Linked DNA regions of Mus musculus: region 1 is linked to region 2. The links are chromatin contacts, found by Hi-C or POLR2A ChIA-PET in ENCODE. All regions are on one chromosome and are shown on one strand. Each heading gives the region's core, a stretch centred on a gene start or an enhancer-like site at or near the end of the contact. The rest is flanking DNA. Distances are from core to core; before and after follow the strand shown. Region 1 holds the start of Mrpl11 (mitochondrial ribosomal protein L11). Region 2 holds the start of Dpp3 (dipeptidylpeptidase 3).

The links. A loop is a pair of places that touch in the nucleus more often than their neighbours do. ChIA-PET counts read pairs that join two places held with the same protein, here RNA polymerase II (POLR2A).
Region 1: a map of heart shows a loop between it and region 2 (6-fold over the local background). The contact joins the promoter of Mrpl11 here to the promoter of Dpp3 in region 2. A Hi-C loop is called at or near these places in 3 of 37 maps with a recorded cell type or tissue (all heart). POLR2A ChIA-PET finds 5 or more read pairs at or near these places in 4 of 5 experiments (Patski and embryonic stem cell).

What each region holds. Positions count from the first base shown.
Region 1 is chr19:4,959,573-4,964,957 of GRCm38, reverse strand. Mrpl11 (mitochondrial ribosomal protein L11) reads right to left here and starts at 2,652. Exons shown (of 5, transcript NM_025553.4): 1 at 2,443-2,652; 2 at 1,984-2,079; 3 at 1,539-1,632; 4 at 1,293-1,452; 5 at 1-284. The coding sequence starts at 2,565. The coding sequence ends at 179.
Region 2 is chr19:4,925,105-4,930,605 of GRCm38, reverse strand. It overlaps Dpp3 (dipeptidylpeptidase 3), which reads left to right and starts at 2,319. Exons shown (of 18, transcript NM_133803.2): 1 at 2,319-2,386; 2 at 3,547-3,821. The coding sequence starts at 3,552. It also overlaps a transcript of Peli3 not described here.

The DNA of each region.
Region 1 (5,385 bases), core at 1,403-3,902, 34 kb before region 2:
AGCTGAGAGTTGATGACAAAGGATATTTATTCAGGCTTGATCCCCTGGCACAGCAAATGTACAGAAACATGTCAGGAAACTAGAAATCGGGTTGCCATGAAGTCCTTTGGCTCAGCTTCCTCTGTGGCCCCCTTTCTCAGCCTCTCACTTCAAATTCTCAGAGTGTAGAAAGTTGGGGTCACTTCTTGGCAGCTTCTGCCTGGGCTGCCAAATCTGCCTCTTTCTGAGCAGCCAAAAACACAGCTCGTTCCTTCTGGAAAGCCTCCAGTTCTTCTGCACTGAGGCTACAGAAGGAGACAGACAGTCAGTGAGGAGCGGGTCCTGGCGCAGATCCCAGCTGCCCTGTCCACTCCCCTCCCTGGACTTTCCAACTGTCATACCTCTACTCATCTGTGGTTTCTCTTCCTGGAACCACAACTCACACACGCTACCTTCCTCTGCCTTGACTCTGTCTTAAAGTCCTACCTAACCTGTGGCCTCTATTATACCATTGGGATTTCTTAGGCCTTCCTTTGAGCCACAAATCTACATACTTTAAGGATTTAAACCATCCAGGAAAACTGTGCTCTAACCTCACCCCCGTGAGGAACAACTGACGCCAGTCTTGCTGTAGGGAATGACACCAGCAGCAAGCGGCCAGTGATGACTGTCCCTGCTCCTGTCTCTGCTGCGCTCTGGGGCAAATGCTCTCCTACTTGACAAGGGAACCTTCTGACTCGTCCCTCCCTCAGGCCACATCCCATATGCCTCTAGACAAGACTCCTCGACCAGAGTGAACTTAGCTTCAGCTCCTTCCCTCTCCTTGTAATCTTACGCTCTCTTACCCTCCTTTTCCTGGGCAGTTTCCATGTCACCTCCCTCAGAGTCCTCAATGACACATCAGGTAAAAGCAGGAAATCTCCTCTCTGCTTGCATGACATCCATTGATTTTATAACATTGACACCTGCTAGTCTAGGCCTCTATGTATGGGTCGGCCTTTAGGACTACACATTTCTCCAGAGTGGCCAGGCACTACTGGCCATTCCTGGTTCTAGCCAGTGCCCAGATCCATGTCCAGGACAGAACAGGTGCTTATGAAATATATTCCAAACAAGATGAGGCTTCAACCCATATCCTTCTGCTAGAATCTGCTAGACATGTATGAAAATGTCACAATGAAGCTTAATATGCATAACTAACATAGGCTATAAATTAAGAAGAACAAATAAAGCCCAACCACCTCACTGTAATGGGCCTTCTCAGCTTTCCTCCCAAATGAAGAACTTACTTGGATTCCTCTCAAGATACTCACTCCTTCACCACTCGAATGCCCAGGGAACGGGCAGAGCCAATGATGGAACGGACCACAGAAGACAGGGGCACATCTTGCATGGCAAAAGCATCATCCTTAGCTTTGACACAGGCAATCTCATATACGTGCTTCAAACTCACCAGGCCTGCCACCTCTTTCCCTGGGAAGAAGGAGCAAAGAATTCTTCAAGTGCCACTACATTTCTCTGGATACATCAGACTCTCAGGTGCCCACTCTAGTCCTTACCTGTATGCCGGGCCCCCTTCTCGATCCCAGCAGCTGCCTTCAAAAAGTAAGAAACAGTGGGCTGCCCAATCTTGAGCTCAAATGTCCTGTCGGGCTTAACAGACAAAGATACATGAGAATTTCTTGGTTTTCTATCCAGTCCAAGACATTTCTAATGTCCCTTTCCTTCTCCCACCAACTTGCACACCACAAAAGACAGAAAAACAAATCTACAGCACACATCCCTGCCATTTTTATTCCTAGCCCAAATCTCCTCTGGAAGCCCCAGTGAGATGAGAGGTAAGAACCACAATATGGCAGGATCAAGCCAGTTCAGAGAAATTATGGTCTAGGCTTCTGTTTAAATGATAAGTGGAAGGTAGCAACCAAGTTAAGAGTCAGAGAAGCAACCAGAGTGACTAGTTTCAAGGGCCAAGGAAATATATGGGAGAATGGGTCTCTCTACCTTTATAAAAATTTTTGTAGGCAGGGGAATGCCTTCTTTGATGTCCTTTGTCTTCTCGTTGAACTCTTTGCAGAACTGGTTGATAGAGACACCTCGCTATAAGGAACGCATACACAAAGTTAAGTATGGGAGCTGAAGGCTTTCTACCAACCAGGAGCCCCTGTCCTTTCATCTTTGTGTGTGTGGGGGGGGGGGGCGGGGGTATGGGTGTGTGTTGTTATATTTCTTCTACTCTGGTTCTATAGCTTTGGGTGCCAGGCAATTCGTCCACAAGGTACCACTTAATCAGCAACTAGCCAACTTGGGGGTCAGAGGTGCTGAGGTCAAAAGAGGCTCCGTAAGTAATACAAGGACATAAGGCCTGAAGGTGTGAATAGTGGAGACAACGTTTATAAAGGAGACTTCCCCGGCTCCAGCGCACTCTCCCACGTCTCCCAGGCCGGGTTCCGCACACCGCACCTGACCCAAGATGGGACCTAGTGGAGGCCCAGGAATAGCTTGGCCTGCTCGCACGATGGACCGGATCACGCCGCCGGCCTCGGGCTTCTTGAGGGTCCGAGTGGCCCGGCTTAGCTTGGACATGATGTAGGATTTTAATCTTAGCTCGCCTCGGAGAAGCAAAGAACTACGCTCTGGGCGCGGCCATTTTGGGTCAGAGGTGAAGGGCCCTCGTGTTCGGCTAGGGTAAATGAGACCAAAAAAGAGCAGTCTTGTTTCAGGCATACAGCTCTCCAACTAAAGACCAATTACGGAATTTAAGAATTAATTGAACTTTGCGCTCTGAAGGCAGGACGAGAACCTATATGGTTTCAGTACACACAATCCCTCAGCGGTGCGCACAGGCATCACCTTAGACAGCCAAACAGGAGTTCGGGACTTTGAGTCTCCGCACAGCATTGTGGGTATGTAGTTCAGCGCCTTATCCTGCGCCTGCTGTTGGCCGTGTTCTGGGTTGCCATCTGCTGGACACAGTGATATCTTAGCGTTTGATATGGAGCAAGTTATGCAAAATCCCTTGAGTCTTTTGTTTCCTCATGTGGTTTTTCATGGAAGGCAATATGATTATAGACGGGAAATGAAATGGCAGACTGCTGCTCTTGCTGGCTATGAACCTGATTCATAGCTAGACAAAGAGTTAGAGCTAGGATTAGGCTACTGTTTCTGTTACCTATGAAAATCTTTGACACCGCGAATATTATAGGTACCTTTCAGAATTGTTGTGACAGCTCAGTAACACACGTTGAACCAAGAAGGCATTTACCGCTATTTATACAAAGGGAAAAGCTCTTCCCCGCGCTTTTGAAATGCTAAGTTTGTGAATTCTCATCCCAGTCAAACCTGATTTTCCACTAGCTTATTAGGCATACTTTATTGCTTCCCCGTCTTTCATTTTTTCATTGGAAGATGACTTTTTGTGTCTCAGAACTCCGCATCCCGCTCTATTCTGTCCAGGATTCCTGATTATTACTTGCGTTTTAGGGAATGGTATTTGAGCCAGGTGGTGTTTGAAGCCTTTATTATCCCTCCCTAGAGCAATCTTGTGTATCTAGGCACTTTAGGGTAGTAGCAATGGCCTTGGTAGGACTCTTTGACTCACAGACTCTTCCTGACCACACGTGGCTGCAAAGCTCCAATAACTGTAGGTTGAATGCTCCATTATTTTCTCCAACAGTTCAGGATATAAAGTTCTCTGATCCAGTCTCCAGACTGAGACTACTTCGAAGGAACTATCCACTAACTCACTGTTTGCGATCCTTCAGATTCGAGGGGAATTCTCCAGTTTCTTTTTTCTTTTTTTTTTCCTTTTCTTTTCCTTTTTAAAAAATAATTCCTCTCCAGACAACCAGGCAGCCTATTATGTAGCATACCACTTCAAATTCTATCATCTTCCTCTAAACCGCCTCTCACAAACCTCCATTTTTTTCTTTCCTCTACCATTTCCTTGTGTGTGCAATGTACGTTTTTGCGTGTGTGTGGGTGAATGTGTGTGTGGATTTGCACATGTGTACACACACGAGAAGGGCCGAGGCTGATGTTAAGATCCTCTTCCATTGCCCTTCTGAGGTGGGGTCTCTTACTCAAACTAAGAGCTTGCCAGTGGTTCATCTTGTTAACCAGCTTGCTCTGGAGTTCTTATGCTGGCCTGGAACTACAGGGATGTCACCATGCCCAGATGGCATTTACCTGGGTTTCTTAAGACCCAGCCTCTGGCCCTGACTCTTTTTCAGGAAACACTTTAATCACTGAACCATCTCCTAACCCCATCCCACCACTGTTTTTGAAAATGTTTGTAGACTTGAACTTCCCTACAACCTGCTGGCAAAGAAAGTCAGGTCCTTTGTGTAAGGATCTAAAGGCCTCATTTTTATCTCCATCTTCTGTGCCCAGTGAAATCCCTGAGCCAGTGCTGTGGTGGTGGTGGGAGCAGTATGTCGCCCTAAGAGACACCCCTGCCACAGGAGCTAACTGCTTGGTAGAAAGGGGTCTCAGCAGCTTCAAGCTCCTGAAACGTCCCTTGCATCCTCCCTGCATAACTCTGTAAGCTGGGGCAAGGACAACTGACATGCTGGGGCTCTCTGTGGTGCTATACCAAAATAGAGAATCCATCCCATCAGAGGATCTCTGTGAAAGAAAGAAGGTAGACCCCATATTGAATGACTTTCTTCTTCTTCTTTTCCTTCCCCTTCCCCTTCTCCTCCTTCTTCTTCCCCCCTCCTCCTCTCCTCTTTCTTCCTCCTCATCTTCCTCTCCCTTCTCCTCCTCCTCATCTTCTTCATCACCATCCTCTTCCTTCTTCTCTTCTTCCACATCCTCTCCTCTCCTCATCCTCTTCTTCCCCCCCCTTCTCCTACTCTCCTCCTCTTCTTCTTTTGACACAGGGTTTCTCTGTGTAGCCCTGGCTTTCCTAGAAACTGACTTTGTAGACCAGGCTGGCAACTGGTATGATACCAGTGACTTTTCTAATGAGGCATAAAAGAAATGTCTATTTTCCTCATATGGAGAGGGAATCACCACATTAAAAAAAATTATGGCAAGTCTAGCTTGAGAATTAATGAGTTTCTTGGAGTTACTTGCAGGAGTGTGGGGGACTTATGAGCACTTGTACCACTGAAAAATTCTACCAGTCAATTTTTCCCTCTTCCTCCACTCCCTGTGGTGTGTGGGAAATGAGTTTATTTACCAGTGTGCATGTAATTGTGCAGGTGCTCACGTGCTTGTTAGTGTGGGGGCTACAAGCTGACACTGGATATCTTCCTTGATCATGCTCCATCTTATCTTAGAGACAGGATCTTTCATGAACTTGGAACTCATCAATTTAACTCATGTGGCAGGACAATTGAAGGATCTCTCTGTCCCTGCTGGACACCCAGTACTGGGGTTACAGACGTAAACTGCTGTGTC
Region 2 (5,501 bases), core at 1,070-3,569:
CAAGACAGAAGCCAGAGCCTCAGGGAGACGAAGATTCCACAGGAGTGTACCTAAAGCCACACAGCTGCTGGTTGAGGCCATAAAGACCAGATGGGCTGTTGATAGGGAGCCACCAAAGGGTAGTCAAAGTGTCATATGGCTACAGTGCGAAGCATGGCAGAACTGTTGGGGATATTTCAACCCTTCCACGAAACACTGGAAATGGAACTCTACCCAGTTCTTGCTAACAATCATGTTGGGGTCCAGGCACGGGAACACATTCCGATCTCATTTCTGGTGTTGAATCTCAGACTCTGGGAGAAAGAACCAACAAAACGTACTTGACTGGGCTCTAGGAAGAACTCAGGCTGGTGGTAGAAGCCAGAGCTCGGAGCTTCAGATTCCAGGATTGTTCAATGGAATGACAATCTCTAAAGCCAAGCATGGTGGCATGTGCTGGTAATTCCAGCGTTTTGGTAGGCTTTAAGGAAGGAGGGCTGTGTTCAATGCTAGCCTGGGCTACATGGCAAGACCCTGTCTCAAACAAACAAAAACAAAAAGTATTTTCATTACCAGATGGATGCAAACGTACAGAAAAGCCATGACCCATTAAAACAGAATGTGGGGTGTGTGTGTGTGTGCGTGTGAGAGAGAGGTGGGGGGAAGAGAGAATATGTGTGAGTGAGAGAAAGAAGGAGAGAGAGAATGTGTGTGTGAAAAAGAGAGAGGAGAAAGAGAAGGAGAGAGAGAGAGAGAGAAAATGTGTGTTGTGTGTGTGTTGCTGCAGGAGTGGAAACTGTATAGTGGAAGGTCTTATAAAATCAAAGGTCCTCTCACCTGTGCAATTGGTACAACAGTGATATGTTATCTCAGGGTTTTTGCAAGAATTAAATGAAATTCTATATGGCAAGCCGCTGGTAAAGGACTTCATTTAACATGCACTCCTGTTGACTGCGGTTATAACACGACACCATGCAGCTTGGTTGGGGGTCTTGGGCCCTGGGATCCTTCACTTGCCTGAATTTGCCCTTGGTGGCTATGGATAGCCCTTATTTTCCTATCTGGTTACACTTACATTTCAACTGGGTCTCAGTCAGACAACTTTATACCTCGTCTAGAAACAATGAGAACAGGCAAAAGGAAAGAAGAGGACTTTCCTCGGGACACATTTTTACAGAATTCCCCCTTATAATGACACTCACCAATCAGAACCAAGAGCTACTAGCGCTGTGGTGACAAGGCTGGCCTTAAGCACATGGTTGCTCTGGCCCCTCTAAATAGGCAAGGTAAGGAAGGTGTGTTGGATTTCAGTCCCGAAACACTACCTCCTACACAACTCTAGGGGACAGCACTACCTCTTGATGGCTGCCCATCCCTTGGGTAGACTTAGTCCTGAAGTAAAGCTGACAGTGTTCCAGAGTAAGAGAAGTGAGCTATCTAAAGTCACACAGCTGGTAGGAGACAGACATCTGATTGAACCCTAGACAGCCTAAGTCAGGCCCCAGCTCTTTGCAGTGCTTACCACATCTGGTCAGCAAGTACTTGCAAGAGCCATGGGTCACCCAGAAAGACTCCTCCCTGACTACCAAGAGTAAACAACATGCTTGTCTGCATCCTGGGCTGCCCTCCAGTCAATGTCACTGGAGACCGCTTTTCTATTCTAGCTGGCAAGTGGTCACACTAAGAAAGTGCCAGCTACTAGCTGGCCTCGACTTCAAGTGCGTTGAGGAAACTGGGGTTCCCAATGTTTTAAGGATGGCTTCCATGGCGACCCAGTGGAGCACCTGTAGCATTTTTCTGCACCCCTGGGACTACTGGTGGATGGGACTACTATTCGCACAGCCTACATACACTCTTTGTAAGAGCTTCGTAGTCTCCAAATAGCATCTCCAAATCCTAAATCCAGGGAGGAGGGGGTCCACATTATTATAGTCTTCTCTAAGTGGAGGTTCCTAACTGCCAAATCCAGGGTAGGGACACTGGAGGTGAAACCCCAAAGAGAGCAGGCTCCCAGCTACATGTGTGGAGGCTCCCGATGTATAGGAACTCTCACGTTTGGGGACCTTGTCAGTCCCCTCTGTCGGTACCCGACAGCAGCCACGCGGGGTACTGAGAAACTCAAACTTTTTCACCAAACATCGCCCTACGCCACGCCTCTGTGCAGTGAGGGCCAGCAGACAAAAGGCCAAGGCCTCGCGGTCCTTGCAAGGCAGGCACCACCCGTAGCGCTTGGGGGCGGGGAGAAGATGAGGGGAGGAACTGTCTTCGGTTCTTCTACTGGCTGTAGCTGCTGTCCGTCTGATCCCTGGGGCGACTACGGGTCGGTAGGGGCGGGGCTTGTGTCCCAATGAATGGGGCGGGGAGCCGGAAGCAGGAAGTGAGTTTGCGAACGGAGCAGCTGCAGCAGGTGAGGTACAGCGCCTTGGTTTTGGGGTCACGGTGTGTCATCTTCAGGAGATCAGAGCGAGGCCTGGCTGTGCATGCAAGATCATCCCCTTTCTGTCCACCCTTCAGTGCCTCTTCCAAATCTCTCCCAGCTTTTGGGCAAGGAGAATTTCCAGGCAGTAAAGAGTTAACACCTCTTTCCGAGCGAAGGGGTAGATGGGGCGGAGCCGCGCAAATAAGGAGTACAGAGGGTGGAAACGTGTCCTTAGCCAGGGGCGGAGCGTGGAGAATGTGGTGGGTTCGGAATTCCTTGGGTCCCAACTGAGCTGAAAAGCTTTGGATAAGTTGCTTGCTTTCCAAATGTCATATGGTTCCTATCTGGAAAATGGGTTGTGCCCTTATATGGCTTCCCAACAGAGCAACAGAAGAAAACAGGATAGTGAAGGGCTGAAGAAAGACATGAGACTGGGGCAGATGCTAGGAGGGAAAAGCTGGGACAAAATATCATTGCTGTTTTTGATTTATTTTTTGACAAGGTTTTATGTACCCCAGACTGACCTTGGAATCTGACCCTGGGCCTGGTTGTTGGTTAGACAAACTCTACCAACTGGGTCACATCCCTGTCCTGGATTTCATACCCAGCTGTTGAGCTTGGTGTCATACTCACAGTCAGTGTTGCAGAGGAGCAAAGAGCAGTGCAGGGAGGTGAAGCGGCTGCCCTGGGTTTTAGACCTTTTGGTGGAGCGGGGTTGGGACGGTGGGGTGGATATCCAGCATGAAGCCTTTGTCAGCAGTTGTGATGAGCTAGAGGTGTTGGGAAATTCTGAACAGAGACTAGGACATCTGAGAAGGTGGAGATGAGGCAGGGAGTGGCTGGGGCTGGGAGTCTAGTAATGAGGCTGTGTTCTGCCGGTTCTTCCTTCGTACACTTGGCATCCTGGGCCTTAGTGTCCTCATCTGTAATATGAAGTGATTGGATTCAGATTTTAAGTCTGAGAGGCCACAGGCCAAAGCTGGCCCGCAAGTATTTGAGTCTTTGAATCCCAGCATTTCAGGTGAATGGATGCGACTGGATTACTCCCTCCTGGACTTCTGGATGGAAGAAGTTAGTTAGCTCATGAGCTTTCAGAGCAGCCGCGAAGATGCTGCGCTCTCTGAGATGACTGTGATGTGTTCTTGCAGGGCTCATGGCAGATACCCAGTACATCCTGCCCAATGACATTGGTGTGTCTAGCCTGGACTGCAGGGAGGCATTCCGCCTGCTGTCACCCACAGAGCGCCTCTATGCCCATCACCTGTCTAGAGCTGCTTGGTATGGGGGCCTGGCAGTGCTGCTCCAGACATCCCCTGAAGCCCCCTACATCTATGCCCTGCTTAGCCGCCTCTTCCGTGCCCAGGACCCTGACCAGCTGCGCCAACATGCCCTGGCTGAGGGTCTTACTGAAGAAGAGTACCAGGTCAGTTCTCACAGGCTCGCCTGGCTTCTGAGGGGCTTCTGGAGATGTGCGAAGGACCAGGAACAAGGGGCATAGGGCTCTCTCTCCAACTAGGTAGAGGATTAGACTAAAGGGTGCTAGCTCACACACACACACACACACACACACACAGCCCTGTAGCTTCAGGCTTGTTTTCTGTAGAATGTGCATATGGTCTGCCATTAGTGTAGTGCCTGCTTCAAGATACAGGGAAACAAGCCAGGCATGGTGGCACACATCTTTAATTCCCATACGTGAGAGGCTGAGGCAGAAAGATTGCTGTGAGTCTGAGGCCAGCCTAGATACCATAGTTCTTAGCAGTCTGCCATGACTGTACACCTGATACTGAGGGACAGAGGAAGGCAGCCTGGGTAGATACCAAGGGTAGAATGTTCTGTTTGTCTCTTAGTTCTTGTTGGTGGATGTATTAGCCAAATACCATACTTGAATCTTATTATATTGCATCAATTCAGAAACATACGAAACACAAAAGGTCACACTTGTTCAGTCTTTTCAGAGGCAGGCACTGTGGCTGGTCCTTTTCCATTCTGTGTGAGTGCATTGGATACTGATACTTGTATGTGCACAGTATATCAGGCCCCCATTTAAACTACCTGGAACTCATTCTGTAGACCAGGCTGGCCTTAACCACAGAGATCGACCTGCCTCTGTCTCCCAAGTGCTGGGATTAAAGGTGAACCACCACTGGCTTAACTCACTTTTTTTTAAAACGTGAAATGACAGTCTTGGGTGTACATGTGCAAGTGTCAAACATAGACACCAGCAGAAAAGTATACGCCCTGGAGGCAGGATCTCTTTTACAAAGATTTGTTTTCTTATGTGTATGTGGTGTCAGTGCGTGTTGCCCACAGAGGCAAGAGGCATAGGACCCATTTGACATGGGTGCTAGGAACTGAACTTGGGTCCTCTACCAAGCTCTCCATTACTAAGCCATTTCTTCAGTCCCCAAACAGGGGCTTACAGTGAACCTGGAGCTTGTTCTGGCAAGGCTGACTGGCTTTCAAGCTCCCATGATGGGCGGTGTACACAGCCACCTTCCTCCCAGTGCTGAGGTCACGTGTGCATGGTCACGTGTGCCTGACTTCTTGATGTGAGTGCTGCATGCTCAGACCCAGGTCCCCGCGCTCGCCCAGCAAGTGCTCTTACGCACTGAGCCTCTCCCCAGCCCTGTTTGACCTCTTACATCATGTTCTCGGTGTTCTGGATACTGCCCATTTTGCAGATCCCTGTATCCTGGAGAATCTCCATTGGGTGTATATCCTGTAGGACCGGGAAAGGCAATGTCCACTTCATTTATTGGCCGTGAAACACTCTAAAGCAGTGTGCAATGTAATCAAATAAGTATTTGGGTGGTTCAGGTTGGTTGGTTTGTTTGGTTTGTTTTATTTTGTTTTGGTTTTTGGTTTTTCAAGACAGGGTCTCTCCATGGCTGTTCTGGAATTTGCTCGGTAGACCAGGATGGCTTCAACTCATAGAAATCCACTTGCCTCTTTTTTTTTTTTTTTAAATGCTGAATATTTTAGATGGTTTCTAGCTTTTCTTTTTTTTTTTTTTTTTTTTTTTTTTTTTTTTTTAAAGATTTATTTATTTATTATATGTAAGTACACTGTAGCTGTCTTCAGACACTCCAGAAGAGGGCGC